Linked DNA regions of Mus musculus: region 2 is linked to region 1. A link is a loop called in an ENCODE intact Hi-C map of the cell type or tissue named here. Cell type or tissue: left cerebral cortex. All regions are shown on one strand. Each heading gives the region's core, and the rest is flanking DNA. Links, peaks and the distances in the headings are about the cores only.

What was found. Hi-C counts contacts between places; a loop is a spot of excess contacts. Peaks named below come from ENCODE experiments on the same cell type or tissue, not always from the same donor. Only the 100,000 strongest peaks of a DNase experiment are listed, where the experiment ranks them.
Region 2: it touches region 1 in a loop (2.3-fold over the local background); 4 of 42 quality-filtered maps call a loop at or near these places.

Annotation. Positions count from the first base shown.
Region 1 is chr1:134,323,384-134,331,717 of GRCm38, reverse strand. It overlaps Ppfia4 (protein tyrosine phosphatase, receptor type, f polypeptide (PTPRF), interacting protein (liprin), alpha 4), which reads left to right. Exons shown (of 29, transcript NM_001374777.1): 3 at 2,471-2,572; 4 at 2,910-3,074; 5 at 3,351-3,425; 6 at 3,629-3,718; 7 at 4,269-4,460; 8 at 4,756-4,902; 9 at 5,100-5,234; 10 at 7,124-7,207; 11 at 7,508-7,639. Among named protein-coding and RNA genes, the nearest start is that of Ppfia4, 17 kb to the left of the region's middle. In left cerebral cortex, for the core only: no CTCF peak of the experiment used is centred there; no DNase peak of the experiment used is centred there.
Region 2 is chr1:134,261,511-134,269,844 of GRCm38, reverse strand. No RefSeq gene overlaps it. Among named protein-coding and RNA genes, the nearest start is that of Gm32221, 11 kb to the left of the region's middle. In left cerebral cortex, for the core only: no CTCF peak of the experiment used is centred there; a DNase peak (open chromatin) is centred at 3,875.

The sequences.
Region 1 (8,334 bases), core at 55-8,054:
TCAGTGGCATATTGCCCTCCAGGTGGTAAATAGCAGCAGGAGGGCTGTGTCTCCCCCACCCCCCAAGACAGTGTCTGTTCTCTGCTTTATTTCCTCTTTAACACATGGGTTCTGGAAATCTGAGTACCCACTTATACCAGTACCTTTTATACTTATACCAGTAGATATTCTGGGGATGGGGATGCGTGGTTAGAGGCTAGAGACTTGCATAGGAACCCAAGTTATCCTACAGCTTCTCCGAGAAGGTGTGGTCTGCCAGGTCACCAAGTCCAGGGAGGCTGGAGTTTGTCTGTCTATACGTAGAGTACAGAGTCTACTCGGCCAGCTTGCCTTTTCCACCTCTTCCTAGGAGAGAAATGGGTTTGCGTGCTCTGCAGGACCACCCTGAGCCAGTGGGGGAGAAGCAGCCCAGAGGAGTCAAATAATTCAAGCCTCGGCTGCAGGTCCCTTCTCCAAATCTAGGGAGAGCCAGGGCTGAGCCTGGAGTGGTGAGCTTCAGTCCAGTGGCCTAGAGTCTTGTGGTAGTTTATGTCTTAAGAATATGGACCCTGGGGCTGGTGAGATGGCTCAGTGGGTAAGAGGACTCGACTGCTCTTCTGAAGGTCCGGAGTTCAAATCCCAGCAACCACATGGTGGCTCACAACCATCCGTAACGAGATCTGACTCCCTCTTCTGGAGTGTCTGAAGTCAGCTACAGTGTACTTACATATAATAAATAAATAAATAAATAAATAAATAAATAAATAAATCTTGAAAAAAAAAAAAGAATATGGACCCTGGTGGAGAGGAGGTGTGGCCAGGTGGACCCTGGCTACCTTGTCCATCACAAGCCCTGGGTAATATATGCAAGATTACATAGCTAACTGGGGAGAGCTGAGATTTGACTTCTGGTCTTCCCAACAGTTTATAGTCAAAGCTTCATTGGGGGGAGGCAGTGACTGGCAAGGGTCGGATGCTCTTCAGGGAGGAATACTTCCTTCCATTCCAGAGTCTGGAAAGCCCCTGAGGAGGCCGAACCCTTTGGAGGTGGCCTTTGGAAGTGGAATGTGAGCTCCTCAGAGGGTGACAGAGGCTGTGTAAGGGGAGATGTCTTGCCCTGTGAAGGCGTGCTCCATAGATGGTTAATTGATGTTTGGAAACAGTAAGCCACCAAGGTGATCAAGGTCTTGGGGTACTCAGAAAAAAGCCACCAGAGAAAAGTCTGAAAACTAGTCCTTAACTTTATGGACAGGCTTGCCCGTTGGGGGATTCTCCTGGCAGCAGGCTATCACATGAGTTAGAGCTGGAGAGGGAGGGCACAGCATGCAGGGTAGGGAGACAGGGCAGCTGCCCAGCGTGGGGCCAAAGGAGAGGAGAGTGTTAGAGACCATTAGGGGTAGATAGTATTGTGAGATGTGGGCACCCCTTCAAGTCCTCTCTCTAGGGGTGTGTGTGTCCCCGTATAGGTATATGTGTGCAAGCTGGGGGTTAAAGCAGTGTCAGGCTCAGGCCTCAGCTTCCAGATAATGAAATATTGAACTCTCCTTCACTTTGGCTGTAGACCTAGATAGAAAGGGAGTAATCAGGACTAGGGTGACAAGTCCTCGTTTTCTCCCCGTCTGGCTCTCTGGTCCCTTGCCACTCCCCACAACTCCTCCATCCCCTTTGCCTGGTCTGCAGCTACAGTGCTGCCTGTGGTTATGAGTTCTTGGTATTTACAGGGGGCCACAGAGGAGGGGCGAGGCCCCAGCCTCTGCAGTCTGTGTAGACTTCATGGCCACAGGATGCAGCCACTCATCCATCTGAGAATGGTTCTGGGGACCGTGTGGTGTCATCAGGCTGGTGGGATGTGGTGGGCCTGGAACTTCAAGGAGAGCACTCTTCCCTTGTAGTTTGTTTAATAGTAGAGCGGGGCTTGGAAAGACCTCTACATGGCAGTGTGGGGGAGTTTCCCCTCGGAAGGGACAGTCGGTATATGCCATCAAGTGCTGAGCTGTAGACTTGGCTTGATTGAATAGGGTTCCCAGAAGCCAGGGCGGGCACCACAGGGCTGTGTCCTTCCACTCTCATGTAGGTGGGTCTTTCAACCTATTTGTTGTATTAGCTATCTGCAGCTTGCAAAGCCCGTGTGTGTGTGTGTGTGTGTGTGTGTGTGTGTGTGTGTGTGTGTGTGGTGATGGCACACATGAGCTTTATTGCATCCTTCTAGAGGGTGAGTGTAGTCTGGTCACTGGTGACTGGAGAGGCAGGCCTTTCAGGGCAGACTTACCCGTTTCTGTAAGCAGTCCTGTTTCTTGGAATCCTAATATGTTCTTCACCTCCAGTAGTTCCCGATAGCTGTAGGCTTCCTGCACTGCCAGGGGGCCAGGCTGGGATGTGAGGGAGGTGGGCCGATAAGAGGGTGAATAAGAGAAGCCTCCCATGGATTTGGGTATGCAGGGCACCGGTTGGAGGTGAATCCTAAGCACTGAGGGTTTCTGGGGGCTTTCAGGAATTTGCCACTTTAACTCGGGAGCTAAGCATGTGTCGGGAGCAGCTTCTGGAGCGGGAGGAAGAGATATCTGAGCTGAAAGCAGAGCGGAATAACACAAGGGTAAGTAAGGGGTGGTCTTGTGCGTGTGCGCATGCGCACCCTGCCACAGGAGCAGGCAGCAGCTTGGCTGAGCAGGTTCTGCCTCCCATCCTGGGGTTACGGGCAGACAAGGACACCTAGTCCCCAGCACTGGGTTCTTGCTTGTGGTTCCTGGGTCACAGCGGGGTTGGTTGAAGTTCTGGGGGAGAGGCCAGGGTAGCCACGCTGGGGTGGGCTGTTTAATGGAGGAGCAGCTGTTTATGGACATCGTGCTTGGTGATCCTGTGGGCCCTGCTTTGTAGCCCTTGGGGCGCATGCCCATGGCCCTCTCCCCCCCGCCCCCCATGCTCTCTCCCAGCTGCTTCTGGAACATCTGGAATGCCTCGTGTCCCGCCATGAGCGGTCATTGCGGATGACAGTGGTAAAACGGCAGGCCCAATCACCTTCAGGTGTCTCCAGTGAGGTGGAGGTGCTGAAGGCCCTCAAGTCACTATTTGAGCACCACAAGGCCCTGGATGAGAAGGTACCCACCTGCCTCACCCTTTCCCATCCAGGCCTCCCTGAGTCTCCTGTCCTCTTTCCTGGGTTTATCTACACCTGCTGTTAGGGAACTTGTCTTCCAGCTGTAGGACCCCTCCTGCCATTGGTCTGGTTGCCAATCCTAGTAGGTTCCCTGCTGGGCTGTTGCATCTCCACAGGCCCTTCACATTCTCCCATGTGGCAGACCAAGCCTGTGCTGCCCCAGCCCCGAGTTCTGTAGGATGGCTTTCTTCCCCACATCTCTCCTTATCCTGGGCAGGTGCGAGAGCGGCTCCGGGCAGCTCTAGAGCGCGTTACTACCTTGGAGGAGCAGTTGGCAGGAGCTCACCAGCAGGTAAGCTGCACTGTCCCTCTGAGAAAGCCAGCCAGTAACTCTTGATCACACTGTGTTCTTTATTAGATATCCGCCTGCTGTGGCTGGGGACAGGTAGCTGAAGGGTGTTTTTCTAGGAGGACTCTTCTGTGACTCATGGTTTTTATTTATTTTGTGTGTGTGTGTGTGTGTGTGTGTGTGTGTCTTGGGGCTGTGTCTTACAGGTATCTGCCCTGCAGCAGGGTGCAGGAATTCGGGATGGAGTAGCAGAAGAGGAAGGGACTGTGGATCTGGGACCAAAACGCCTGTGGAAAGTGGGTAATGGGGAACTGTTTGTCAGGAGCCTGCAACCCACAGGACAGGAATGGGAGGTCCCGCCTGCCTGGGCTCAGCTGGCTATGGCTTTAATTAAGCTTGGGGCGTTCTATCCTCTTCCCACTCCTCTTTCCCCTCCTCGCTCCTTGGCAAGGGAATCTGTAGGTTTCCAGTTTTGTGCTACTGCACATGATAGGCCTGTGCACACATCTTCCTGTGGGCAAGCATCTGACAAGCTTCCTCTGGTCTCCGAGCCTTTCTGACCCTTATCTGCCCCTTCCTGGGATACAAGAGGTGGAGCTAGAAGGAAAAACTAGAAACATGGTTTTTGTTTGTTTGTTTGTTTTTAAAGATATACGACACACAGGAGACCATGGGTATTTGGCCATTATCAGGAGTGAGCTACTAGGCTCAGTGATCCTAAGCTCTAATGTGGGGTAGAGCTATGAGCTGTGGGCATGGGTTCCTTCCTCCCAGCCTCCCTGGGATGGAGCAGGGTGGGGTACGGGCATCTCTGGCTCCTTGGGTGATGGTTCGCTGTCCCTGGAGGATGACACTGGCCGCGTGGAAGAGCTGCAAGGACTCTTGGAGAAGCAAAACTATGAGTTGAGCCAGGCCCGTGAGCGGCTGGTCACCCTGAGTGCCACCGTGACTGAGCTGGAGGAGGACCTGGGCACGGCCCGCCGAGACCTCATCAAGTCAGAGGAGCTGAGCAGCAAGCATCAGCGGGACCTCCGAGAGGTAGGCGAGGGAGGCCCAGGCCTGCTCTAGGCAACTGTGTCTTGCTGGCTACAGGCATTGGCCCTTGGGAGGATATGAACAGGTGTCCAGCCAGGGAGGGTAAGACTCAACCCTTGGCAGGGTCCACTGTGACGGGGGAGATGGGAGGGTTGGGTCAAGGCCAGACACTGATAAGGGGAGCACAGAGCACAGGCCTTTCTGGGCATGCGCAGTCAGGTGTTAGTGGGAGGGGCAGCCATGAGAAGGGCAGGGAAAGGCTGGTGACCTTTCCTCTCCGACTCTCTGCTCCGCCCAGGCTCTGGCTCAGAAGGAGGACATGGAAGAGAGAATCACCACACTGGAGAAGCGCTACTTGGCTGCTCAGCGAGAAGCCACATCCATCCATGACCTCAATGACAAACTGGAGAATGAGCTGGCCAACAAGGAATCCCTGCACCGCCAGGTAACGCGGCTAGATGGAGCGGGGTGACATTGTACCTGACTCTAGGGGTCTCGATGATCACGTGGAAACTATTCTTTGGTGGCCATAGGAAAGAGCCAAGACTCTTCTGGCCTGTCACCTGCTTGCTCCCTGCTGTGGCTGGGATGGAGATGGGGACCGCGCGCCATCTTGACTTGTTCTCCTCTTTGTACTGCTAGTGTGAGGAGAAAGCCCGGCATCTGCAGGAGCTGCTAGAAGTAGCAGAGCAGAAGTTGCAGCAGACCATGCGCAAGGCAGAGACTCTGCCCGAGGTGGAGGCTGAGCTGTCTCAGAGAATCGCAGCCCTCACCAAGGCAAGTGGGCCGGGGGCCTGAGATCTTCTATCACCTCCTGTGTCCTAGGCTCTTTTGGTGCCAGGGAGGCACAGCAGGCTGGGGGCCAGGGAGTTGCTCCCCACAGTGAGACACCATTCAGCACAGTGCCTTGAGTCCTCCAGTCTCTCAGTTGAGAAGGTAATGCTGGCCTTCACTACTTTTTGTTTTGTTTTGTTTTGGTTTTTTGAGACAGGGTTTCTCTGTGTAGCCATCTCTCTGTCCTGGAACTCACTCTGTAGACCAGGCTGGCCTTGAACTCAGAGATCCACCTGCCTTTGCTTCCTGAGTTCTAGGATTAAAGGCGTGCGCCACCACTCCAGGCTTAAGGCAGAGTCCTTTAAGGAGAAGCCTCTACAGGGACACAGGATACTTTTATTATCATCTGGGCCATTCCAGCTGATACTTCTTTTTGTTTGAGGCTGTGGGATTCGGGGGACTGTACCATCAAGGCAGGAGCAGGGAGAGTTTTAGTCTGAGCATATCTTTCTTTACCCAACTGAAGCATTCTAGCCCTGGAGAGCATCCCTGGTTGCTTGAAGGCTGCAGCTTTAGAATGAAGTAAAGATGTATATAAATTTACCTAACGGAGAGGTAACTGCAGTAATAATTCCTGAGCAGCGTGCAGGCCAGACACCAGTAGACTCAGCGGCCAAAGCAGATATGGCCCTGGTCTTCAGAGGCACAGTTGGGCTGTGAGTTCAGTCTTTGGAGGACCCATCTGTCACACTGGAAGTCTGTAAGCATCAGGCTCTGGGTCAAGTGCTCATGTGACAGTGGTTGCTTTTTCTTGTGTCCGGCCAGCAGACCACAACCTGGGTTCTAGCCTGGAAAGGCATTTTGGAAACCTGGAAGAGAAGAGGGGCTAGGTGGCGAGAGAAAAGAATGTAGCCAAGACAGTTACTCTAATCAAGGCTCAAATTTTATTGTTGCGACACTAGTTATGAAGGAAGGGGGAGGGGACCCGATTCCCGCCGAATAATCTCTGGTCCAGTAGAAAGGTGCACGTGTGTGGCTCCACAGGTTCCAGCAGTGGGCGTGGCAGAACGAATGAGCAGGAAGCTCCACCCCTGAGCAAGCAGGTTTCAGGCTGGGGGAGGGGAGACTACAGCTTTTACCTGAGGGTTTAGGGAGAGCTCTGGTGATCACAAGTCACACCTCTACACAGTCTCCCATCACAACGACAGAATTCATCTCTGGTTAATCCTAGGTGCGTGCACTTCCTCCTCTCTCAGAGTCTATTGGTCAGGTCACAGAGCCTCTCCCTAACTGCACCTCAGTTTCCTTACTTCTATGATGGTGGAGTTGCCGGGGTAGCCACTATTGTCCTGGCAGACCTGGAATGAGGCCCGAGACTTAAGTTCCAGTAGAGGATGTTGTGGGGGGATGCTGAGCAAAATCTGTCTCGAAGGGATGGGCTCAAGTGATTGGTGTGTTCAAGTGAGTCATAGCAGGAGGATGTAAAGAAAGGGTTTCCTGACTGTAAGGGATGTAATGTTCTGGGTACAGATACAACAGGGTCCCCATGACTGGATAATGGCCAGGAATGGCTAGCTGGTTTAGTAGTGGTTTAGGTAATAGCCACCAGGAGGCTAGCATTCTGGCATGCTTACCGCACTTGGACATTTACTGTGGATTATTCCCTTTAGTTCTTGTGGGTCCAGTGGGCATACACTTTAAGGTTAGCCCTGGGCAAGAAGGAGAGGGGAAAAGGGAGTAACAGTTCTGCTCCAAGATGATGGGAGAGAGCTGGGTTTCTGATCCCGAGACCCCCGATCCCCAAGACCACCTTGACACCAGAGTTTGTGGCATATGGGGCCTGAGCATAGGGAACAAAGATCTCCAAGGTGGCTGACTGTCCCTGCACCTAGGCTGAGGAACGTCATGGCAACATTGAGGAACATCTGCGGCAGCTGGAAGGGCAGCTGGAAGAGAAGAACCAGGAGCTGGCAAGGGTGAGGGCACCAGTTAGCCATCTTGGCCTCTTCTCCACCCCCTCAGGGCAGGCTTACAGGGTGGTCCGTGGAGGGGGGAGGTGTACAGAGGAAAGGCTAGGCCAGGGACAAAGCTCGCATGGGGTCAGGAGGAGGCTCGCAGACAGGGAGGAGTGGATTGAAAGAGCTGGAGAGAATTGTCCTAGAGGACAGATGAGTGGACAAGTGAGTTGGCACAGAACCCCGGTAGAAATGGATGGTTTTGGAAGAGGGTGGTGACAAGCCTTGTGGAGACTAAGTACAAGATGGTGGGATGTGCAGGTGCGCCAGCGGGAGAAGATGAATGAAGACCACAACAAGCGGCTGTCAGACACCGTGGACCGGTTGCTTAGTGAGTCCAACGAACGCCTGCAGCTCCACCTCAAGGAGCGAATGGCTGCCCTGGAGGAGAAGGTGAGGAAGCTGGGGTGAGCACAGTGGGCAGGGTGGGCATGGGTGGAGCCCAGTGGACTGGAGGAGTGGGATTGTGAGGAGTTAGTGTGTGGTGGTGGGGGGAAGGGCATATAAAAATAAGCATATTGGTAAAGCCACCTGAGCCACAACGAGGGAAGGGAGGAGCATCCCTGGCCAGGGAGGACCATGCTGGCCTGGAGAGGTAGGGCTGGAAGAAGAAGACACCTGAGATCGGGGTCACTCCAAGATCAGAGTCAGGACCCCTGGCTCACAGCTGCTCTCCCTCAGAAAATGCTGATCCAGGAGTTGGAGAACTCCTGGGTCATAGAGAGTTCATAGAAGAGCTACAGGTACCCAGCTGCTGGCTAGCCCTGCTCATGTGGGAGGCCTCAGGCACAGTGCCTGGTGTTCACGAAGCTGCTCTGCTAGCCTCTCTTAGGTCACGCGCACACTATGCCATCGCCCGCCTGACACAATAGCTATAGACTGTATATATGCTGTATCCATACAGAGGCCAGAGGAGCAGAGGCCACGGACATAGGCCATAGGGTTAGCTCAGACTCTGGGCCCACTGAAGGATCTGGTGGGAGCTTCTAACTTGTGTGAGGAAAGAGTCCTACCTGCTGGAGATAGCAGCCGTGTCTTTAGCGGTGTGTGCCGCAAAGACCTGGTCCTCTCTGCTGCCTGGCTTCATT
Region 2 (8,334 bases), core at 58-8,057, 62 kb after region 1:
GTTTTAAACTCACAGAGACATCCATCTGCCTCTGCCTTTAGAGTACTGGGATTAAAAGCACGTTCCGTCATTCCTGTCCTTAGACTTACATTTTTGCTATTGTTAATTCCCCAAAGGGAGTAGGGTAATTTCTTGTCTAGTGTCTGAATATTTTCTAGCCAAGCTTTTGTTTGGATGCTTATGGGTCATGGAGATTTTTCTGCGAAACCCATTTTAAGATATTTTGTTTATTTTTATTGGACTGAATTTTCTGTCACTGTACGGAATATCTACGATAACGGAACTTAAAAAAGGAAAGCATTGTTTTGGCTCCCTGTCCTAGTTCACTTTCTGTAGCTGTGATCAAGCACCATGACCAAAGGCAACACTGGAAGGAAAGTGTTTATTGGCTTACCTATCCCTGTGTTAGCTCAGCACTGAGGGAAGTCAGGCCCTGGACTCAACCTGTAACAGAGACAGCAAACAGCACAGAGGAAGGCTGCTTCCTGGCTTGCTCCTCATGGCTTGCTCAGCCTGCTTTCTTATATCACCTAGGACTACCTGCCCAAGGGTAGTACCACCCATAATAGACTGTGCCCTCTCACATCAATCACCAATCAAGGAAATGCCCCACAGACTTGCCTCCAGGTTATCTCACAGAGGCAATCCTTCCATTAAGGTTCTCTCTCAAGGTGACTCTATTTGTGGGTCTCGGGTTGACAAAAACAACTAACCAACACACTCGGGGTTTCATGGCTTTGCGCTCCATTGTTTGGGTGCTTGTAGCAAGGCAGAATATTATACCATGGTGGACTACCTGCTTTTCTCAGAGCTATGACAAAATTCCTGGCAAAGGAGACTTAGGGAAGGAAGGGTGATTTTGGCTCACAGTTTGAAGGTCTGTCATGGCGGAGGAGGATGAGGTCCCATTACATCTAGTCAGGAAGCAGAGAGAGCTGAATGCCCAGGTCCTTTTCATTTAGGTTGGGACCCAGGTTCACAGGATAATGCTGCCCACATTCATGGCGGGTTTATTGCTTGTACATAGAGGTAAAATATAGGTTTTTAATAATCATTTTATGTGAGTGCTAAATGAGCCTGAAAATTTTAATAGTTCCCATATACATTATTTAGAAAAATTATGTTAACAGTCATGTTATTGGTTAATACCAAGATTTTCCTTTTACATTTTAACTCCGTTTTTTTCCTTTGATTTAAAAATCTTTTTCTAGTTAATTAGTGTGTATATGTGAGTGAGCGTGTCTGTACAGGTGACAGGGACATTTGTGTGCCTCTGCATGATTGGAGGCCAGAAGAGGGCAATCGGTGTCCTTCTCTATCACCCTCTGCCTTTTGCTTTGAGTTAGGGTCTCTCCCTGAGTCCAAGGCTCTCATTGTCTCTGCTAGGCTGAAAGCCAGCTAGTCTGTCTCTGCCCACTTGAAGCTGTAGTTACAGAGGTACTGCTAGCTGAACCTGATTGTACAGCAAGTATTAACTGCTTAGTCTCTCTCTCTCTCTCTCTCTCTCTCTCTCTCTCTCTCTCTCTTTCTCTCTCAAGACAATGTCTCATTATGTAACCCTGGCTGGCCGAGGACTCACTGTGTAGGTCAGGCTGGCCTAAAACTCAACAAAACTCTACCTGCCTCTGCTCCCCAAGTGCTGGAATTAAAGGCACATGCCACATTTCATTACACTGCGTATCCATTTTAATTTTGTATTTTTTTATTGTACCGTTTCTGGCTCTAGTGTAATGTCGCAGCCCCAGTAGCAGACATTCTAACTTATACCTGATCTCAAAGGAGAAATCTCTGTATATTTTACTACCAAGCAAGATATTTGATGTTGCTTTTATAGAGAGACTTTAAAAAATCAAATTAATGGAATTCTTTTCTAGCCTCATTTTACAGTGATTTTACTTTATAAATGAGATTTGGGGGAGGAGAGCTCGAGGGATGGCTCAGCAGTTAGGAGTACACTTTGCTCTTACAAAGGACCTGAGTTTGGTTCCCAGCATCCACATCAGGTGGTTCACATCCACCCGTGAATCCACACAGGGTATCCAAGGCCTCTGACCCTCTGGGCACTGTAGTAATGTTCATGAAAGCACATGTGCACATATAAATAAAAATAATAAAATAGATATTTGAAAAAGTTTACTGTCCGTCATCCAGGGAAGTCAGGGCAAAAACACAAGGCAGAGCCCATGAAAGCATGCTGCTTGCTGGCTTGCTCAGTCTGTTTCTTATACAAACCAGGCCCACCCACAGTGAGCTAAGCATGCCCATGTCTATCACCAATCAAGAAAATGTACCACAGGCTTGCCCACAGGCCAGTCTGGTGGGGACATTTTCTCTTCCCAAATGGTTCTGGCCTGTTCCAAGTTGACATAAAAATTAATCAGCAAAGTCACCTGTTGATAAAGTGATGGCAAAATTTCTACCTACAGTTGTGTTGTCTGTCTGCTCACTGGAGAGGAGGGATACTAAATGCATTTCAGCTGTATTGCTGACACACAAACAGATGTCTTGTTATCTTTCTGTTGAATTTACTTTTTAAATTACTGTTCACCTCTTTATTATGTTTTAAGACTTATTTTGTCTGATATTAGTATTAGTACACAGCTTGCCTCCCTATCCCTCTCTCTTTGACAGGGTCTCACTATGAAGTGCTGACTGGCTTAGATCTTACTGTTTAGATCAGCCTGGTCTTGAACTCACAGAGATACCCCCTACCTTTGCCTCCTAAGAACTTGTACTAAAGGCGTGCACCACTGGGTCTGACCTCCCAACTTTCTTTTGATTAGTGTTTGTGTGGTATAGTTTTCCCATCCTTTTAATTCTTTTCTTTGAACTTATAAAGTATATCACAGCATTTAAAAAGTTGAACTTTGTTTAAGTATTTGATTCATTATTACTCAAAACAATTACAGGTATGGAGTTAAATTATCGTATTAGCATATGTATGTTAACATATGTATTCTATTTCTGATGTATGTACAATATTTTCTTGTTTTCTTTTTAATCAATGTATTTCATTATTCTCTCCTGCATATGGCTTATCAATATTGTATTACTTTATTCTCTTGGTTGTGCTATGCTCACAGCTTTGGCTCACTGTACTTTACCTTCAGCTAATGTCTGTGTCCATTGCTTTGTGTCACTGTGGTAGAATGCCTACTTAAAAATGAAACATTTGTCTTTGATTCATGGCCTTGGAGAGTCTTGGCCCATCTTAGAAAGGAAGGCTGGTGGAGTTCACGGCTCATGCTGGAGGCTCCTCACATCACACAGCATATTCCTACACAACTAGACAGACAGGTTATTCACTGGGGTAGGGACCAGATCCAGGGATCAGGCCCCAGCCTTGACAGGCCTGCCCCGAGAGATGCACTTCCTCCCACTAGCTGGTCCCCAGAGATTCTTATCCCCTTTCTACATTGCCACTTACTGGAGGACAAGCCTCCAAAGCATAGACCTCCTCCCCCAACCTCCCACCCCTCCAGGGAGGGTGTGCATTTCAGATTCTCACCACAGTGGGTTTGATGCTTTTCATCAAGGTGATGAAGATCTCTTGCCACTTTACGCACACCTTCTTATGCCATTATCACATATCTTAGGGCTACATGTACATACATGAATCATGTATCTTAATACATAAAGCCACACAAGATATAATTGTTTTTAGACAGACCTTAGGAAATCTTGGCCTGAGGTAGTGGGAAACTGTCAGGAGCTGGAAGCCTGGCCCAGAGATTCCCCAGCAGCAGCAGAAGCAGGCAGGGACCTTTAAAAGCCAGCACTCTTCGGGAGCTGTGCGGGACAGCTGCTTCTCTCTGCCCCAGGAGCAGTGGCATAAACAGGCTGTGAATGAATGGCTCTGGCACTGCAAGGCTCTGGGAAGAGGAAGGAGGAGGGCTCACTGAGGACCAAACCCACAGGCCCTGTGGCCAGCTCACCATGGTAACAGCTTCCAAGACATGACTTTCTTAGGGGCACTGTTTGTGAGGTGCTCATACTTTATTCCTCTTGGTCTTGGATGTCTTTGCCTGCTCTGCCAGCTTCCAATTAGGTGGCTAGCTTTTATTCTCAAGTATTCATTAAGTGTTGGTCTGTAAGTGATAAACTCTACCTTGCTTGAAGATTTTTAAACTGTATCTTTTAAGGTTATTATTATTATTAATTATTATTTTGCCATTTATTCTCTTCTATGTTTATGGCTACTGGTGGTCAGCATTTTAAAGATTTATCTTAACTTATTTTATTTTATTTTACATGTGTTTGCCTGTTTGCCTGTATGCGTACCATGTGTCTGCGCATGCCCATGGAGGCAGGTACCCTGCAGCTGGGGTTACAAGCAGCTATGAGCCACACCTGGGTCTTCTGCAAGAGCAAGTTGTCTTTACTGAGCCATCTCCCCAGACCTCCATTCTCCAGCCCTGCGTTCTCCAACCCCCGTTATGTTCATGTTGAACACTTTAAAAATGCCATTTTATTTCTGTCACCGGACAGTCACAATATCTGGCTTTCTGTTCTTAAGGATTCCCCTCCATTAGGGTTCTTCCTAGTCCTACTATGCGGTACCTAGGTATTTCTGGGGCAGGGGACTGTCACAGACATTCTTGAGCCTGGGGTTTCATTTTGGAACACTCTAGGTATCTCTAGATCCTGTGTGTATTTCGTCTTCTCTTACACTCTGGTTCCCTGTGTGTGCGCTGGGCTTTTCCCATGTCTCTCACATAGTCTCACTGTGAATTCTGTTTATGATTTTGGTGTCTATGTGTTGCATGTGCACTATGTGTGCATGTGAAAGGGCATGGGGAGGCCTGAGGACAAGTGTGGGCTTTGTCCCTTGGGAGCTTTTTGCGTTCTTTTGTTTTTCAGACACTATTTCTCATTGGCTTGAAGCTTGCTGAGGAGGCTAGGTGGCCAGCTTGTGGGCCCCAGGAACCTGCTTGCCTCCATCTCTAAAGCATAATGACTACAAATGTGTGCCCCCACCCCCCCTTTGGCTTTTTTGAAAACTTTGATTCCCAGGCCTTGAACTCAGGTTCTCACATTTGAGCAGCAGGTTCTTTACCAACTGAGCTATTTCTCCAGGCCCCTTACTACAGAATTTAATCAGCACATTTTCAATTGATTCATATTCTAGTTCGCCAGTCTTCTCTTTTCCTGTGTTTTATCTGCTATTAAATCCTCTAGTAAATTTTGCATCAAGAGGCCATGCCACGTGATCGACCTGTATATCTGTCTGGTTCATAGACAAGGAGCCTGTGAAGGTCCCACAATGATGACATCATGCTAGTGATCCAGCCTCTAGAGCACATCCCCATCTGAGTGATGCCTGTTGGGTGCTTTGTGAAGGTCCCACAGTGATGACGTCATCCTAGCGATACAGCCTCCAAAACGCCTCTCCACCTGAGTGATGCATACTGTGTGCTTTTCTCTGTGACTGCACTTTAACATGATCTCTTTTTGATGTGTAACATGTTAGACATCCTGGACATTTCACTATGAAGTTTTAGGTACTGTGCTTCATTTACATCGCTCCCCCAGGTTAGCAGATGGCATCACCAGTTACCTGCCTTTCTGTTCTGAGAAACTTTGTCATTTACTCTCCATCTCTCGCCTCTGCCCTTTCTCTATCTCTAGTCTTCTAGAGTCCAATTTGATCTTTCTTTCATTATCCTATCTCCTTGCTTCTCTGAGCTGTATTCTGGGTAATTTAGATCTGTCTTCTAGTACAGTGATCAATTTAGCTTTTCCCACTTCATTTTGGAAATATTTTAATGGGGAAGTACAACACCATCCAGAAAAGTATGAGACCATAAATGTTTTTGTTTAATTATCTGTTTACTTTAATTTTGTGTGTATGGGTGTGTACTGCTTGTGTATATGTGTTTGTACTACATGTGTGAAGGAGCCCGTGGAGGCCAGGAGAGGATGCTGGGTCCCCTGGAACTGGAGCTACAGAAGGTTGTGAGTTAGGTTGTCCAGGCTGCTCTTGGTGTTAGGAGCCAAACCAGGGTCTCAGCAAAAGTAAGGGCCTTAACTACTGAGCCACCTCTCCAGGTACCTCCAGCCTGCCTGCCTGCCTTCTGTCAGTCTGTCTGCCTGCCAGTGCATCCATCTGTCTACCTGTCCATCCGTCCTTCCTTCAATTTTTTCCCCAACCAGTTTCTCTATCTAGACCAAACTAGCCTTGAATTCACAGAAATCCATCTTCTTTTGCCTCCCAAAGGCTGGGATCAGAGGTGTGAACCATTACACTAGGCCTTGACAAATAATTATAAAGCAAATACCCAAGTCACTACCTGAGTAATAAAAAAATCACCAGTAGCCCTGAAGACCATGGCAGGTTATACTCCAAGCCAGTTAAATCAGAAAGTCCAAATGGAGTAGTGATCTCTAAGGATCTCCTGATTTCAATGAACCACAAAGACTCAAAATCCTGTGATAGGAGAAAAACAATAGTTAAAAAACAAAACAACAAACAAAAACAAAAACAAAAAAAAAAACCTCTTAACCCCTAATACTTCCTTCACTGGGAGAAACCCTAATGCAGTGATTTTTAACCTTCATAATACTGTGACCCTTTAATACAGTTCCTCATGTTGTGGTGACCCCCCCAACCATAAATTATTTTTGTTGCTACTTCATAACTGCAGTATTGCTATTGTTATGGTTGTGAGTATCTGTGTTTCCCATGGCCTTATGTGACCTCTGTGAAAAGGTCAATCGACCCACGATGGGGTCATGACCCACAGGCTGAGAATCACTGCTCTAGTAATGGTCAGGAGTTCATTTATTTCCTCTTTGACCATAATTCAACCAGGTGTTCCAATTGTCTTTGCTTACATTTTGGCTGTGTTTTGTGTCTGCTTCTTTCATTTAACATTATTTTTTAAAAGGCTAATCCACATTTGCACCCATATTTCATCTTTTTTTCACTACTATGAAGCATTTTGTTGGGTGATTATTATAACTATCATTAAAAAACATTTTTATTGATTCTTTGTAAGTTTTACATCATGCACCCCAATCCTGCTCATCTCCTTGTCACCTCATACCTGCCTTTCACCCTTGCATCCCCCTCCCCAGAATAAAACATACACAAACAACAACAAAGTCTAGAAAAACATCTCCCCATGGATGCTATAGCATGTCAGAGTGTGTCCCACAGTATGCTCCTCTGTCCACACATATTCACTTGCAAATGTTCATTGTATTTGGTCTGGTTCAGCATCTCTGGCTTTTGTGACATCATCAATATTGGATCCTCACCAGGACTCCTGCTGGTTATCCTGTTGTTGCCTTGTGTTATGGAGATCCTGCAACTTTGGAACAACAAGACTGGCCCTTTCACATGTCCCAGCCACTCACAGATTATATAGATTTTGAGGTGGGCCAATTCAGAGCTCTGGATCTGAGCTTGGGTGGTAGCTACGTTGGTCAGCCTACCAGCTCTCCCTTATCTACACTACCAAGGTGAGTTCTCCAGCACTGCCCCTGTTAGGGCACCCAGTGCTGCCTTGGAAAGAGGCAGGGTCAGCTCTCCTACTCTCATGCCCTCAAGGCCAGCTCACCAGCATCTATGCTTCCAGAGCCAGTTCTACTATGCTGCCTCATTAAGGTGTGGGCCCCACTCTTCCAAGTGTTGCAGCCTGTGAGGGGCTGGGCCAACTATCCTGCCTTCACACACTTGGGAGCCAAGAACCAGCCTTGGCTTGGGAGAAAGTCCTGAGGAAGGAGTGAGTAGGAGAGGCAGAAGAAATGGCTCAGAGTCAGTGATGGATACAAGCTGACAGCTCTGTCTTCTGCTCGAGATAGCTCTCCAGATAGCCCTCTAGATAGCTCTTTCTTGCAGACCAAAGCCTAGTCTTTTATTTGCATAAACTATTTCCTTATCAGTTTAATCATTTACACCAGAATTCCTTTTGATTATCCACAAATCACCATTTTATGGCCTTAGCCCTTTGATGTTTAGAAATAGATAGCAAGTACACTTAAAACAAAAACAAAAATAAAAGCAAAAACAAAAACATAGCAAGTCTTATGTGGTTCCGCTGAGCACAGCACTTGTGGTTGCTAAGTCTAGACATAGAAGCTATTTTTATATGAGAAAGTGTGAGAAAAGTAGTTTTCTGTTTCCCAACTCCTTCACTGCCTAAGCTTGGCTGTCCTGGAACTTGCTCTGTAAATAGACCTTGGGCTCAGAGATCTGTATGACTCTGTCTCCTGAATGCTGGGATTAAAGGTGTATACCAAGCCGGGCAGTGGTGGTGCATGCCTTTAATCCCAGTACTTGGGAGGCAGAGGCAGGTGGATTTCTGAGTTTGAGGCCAGCTTGGTCTACAA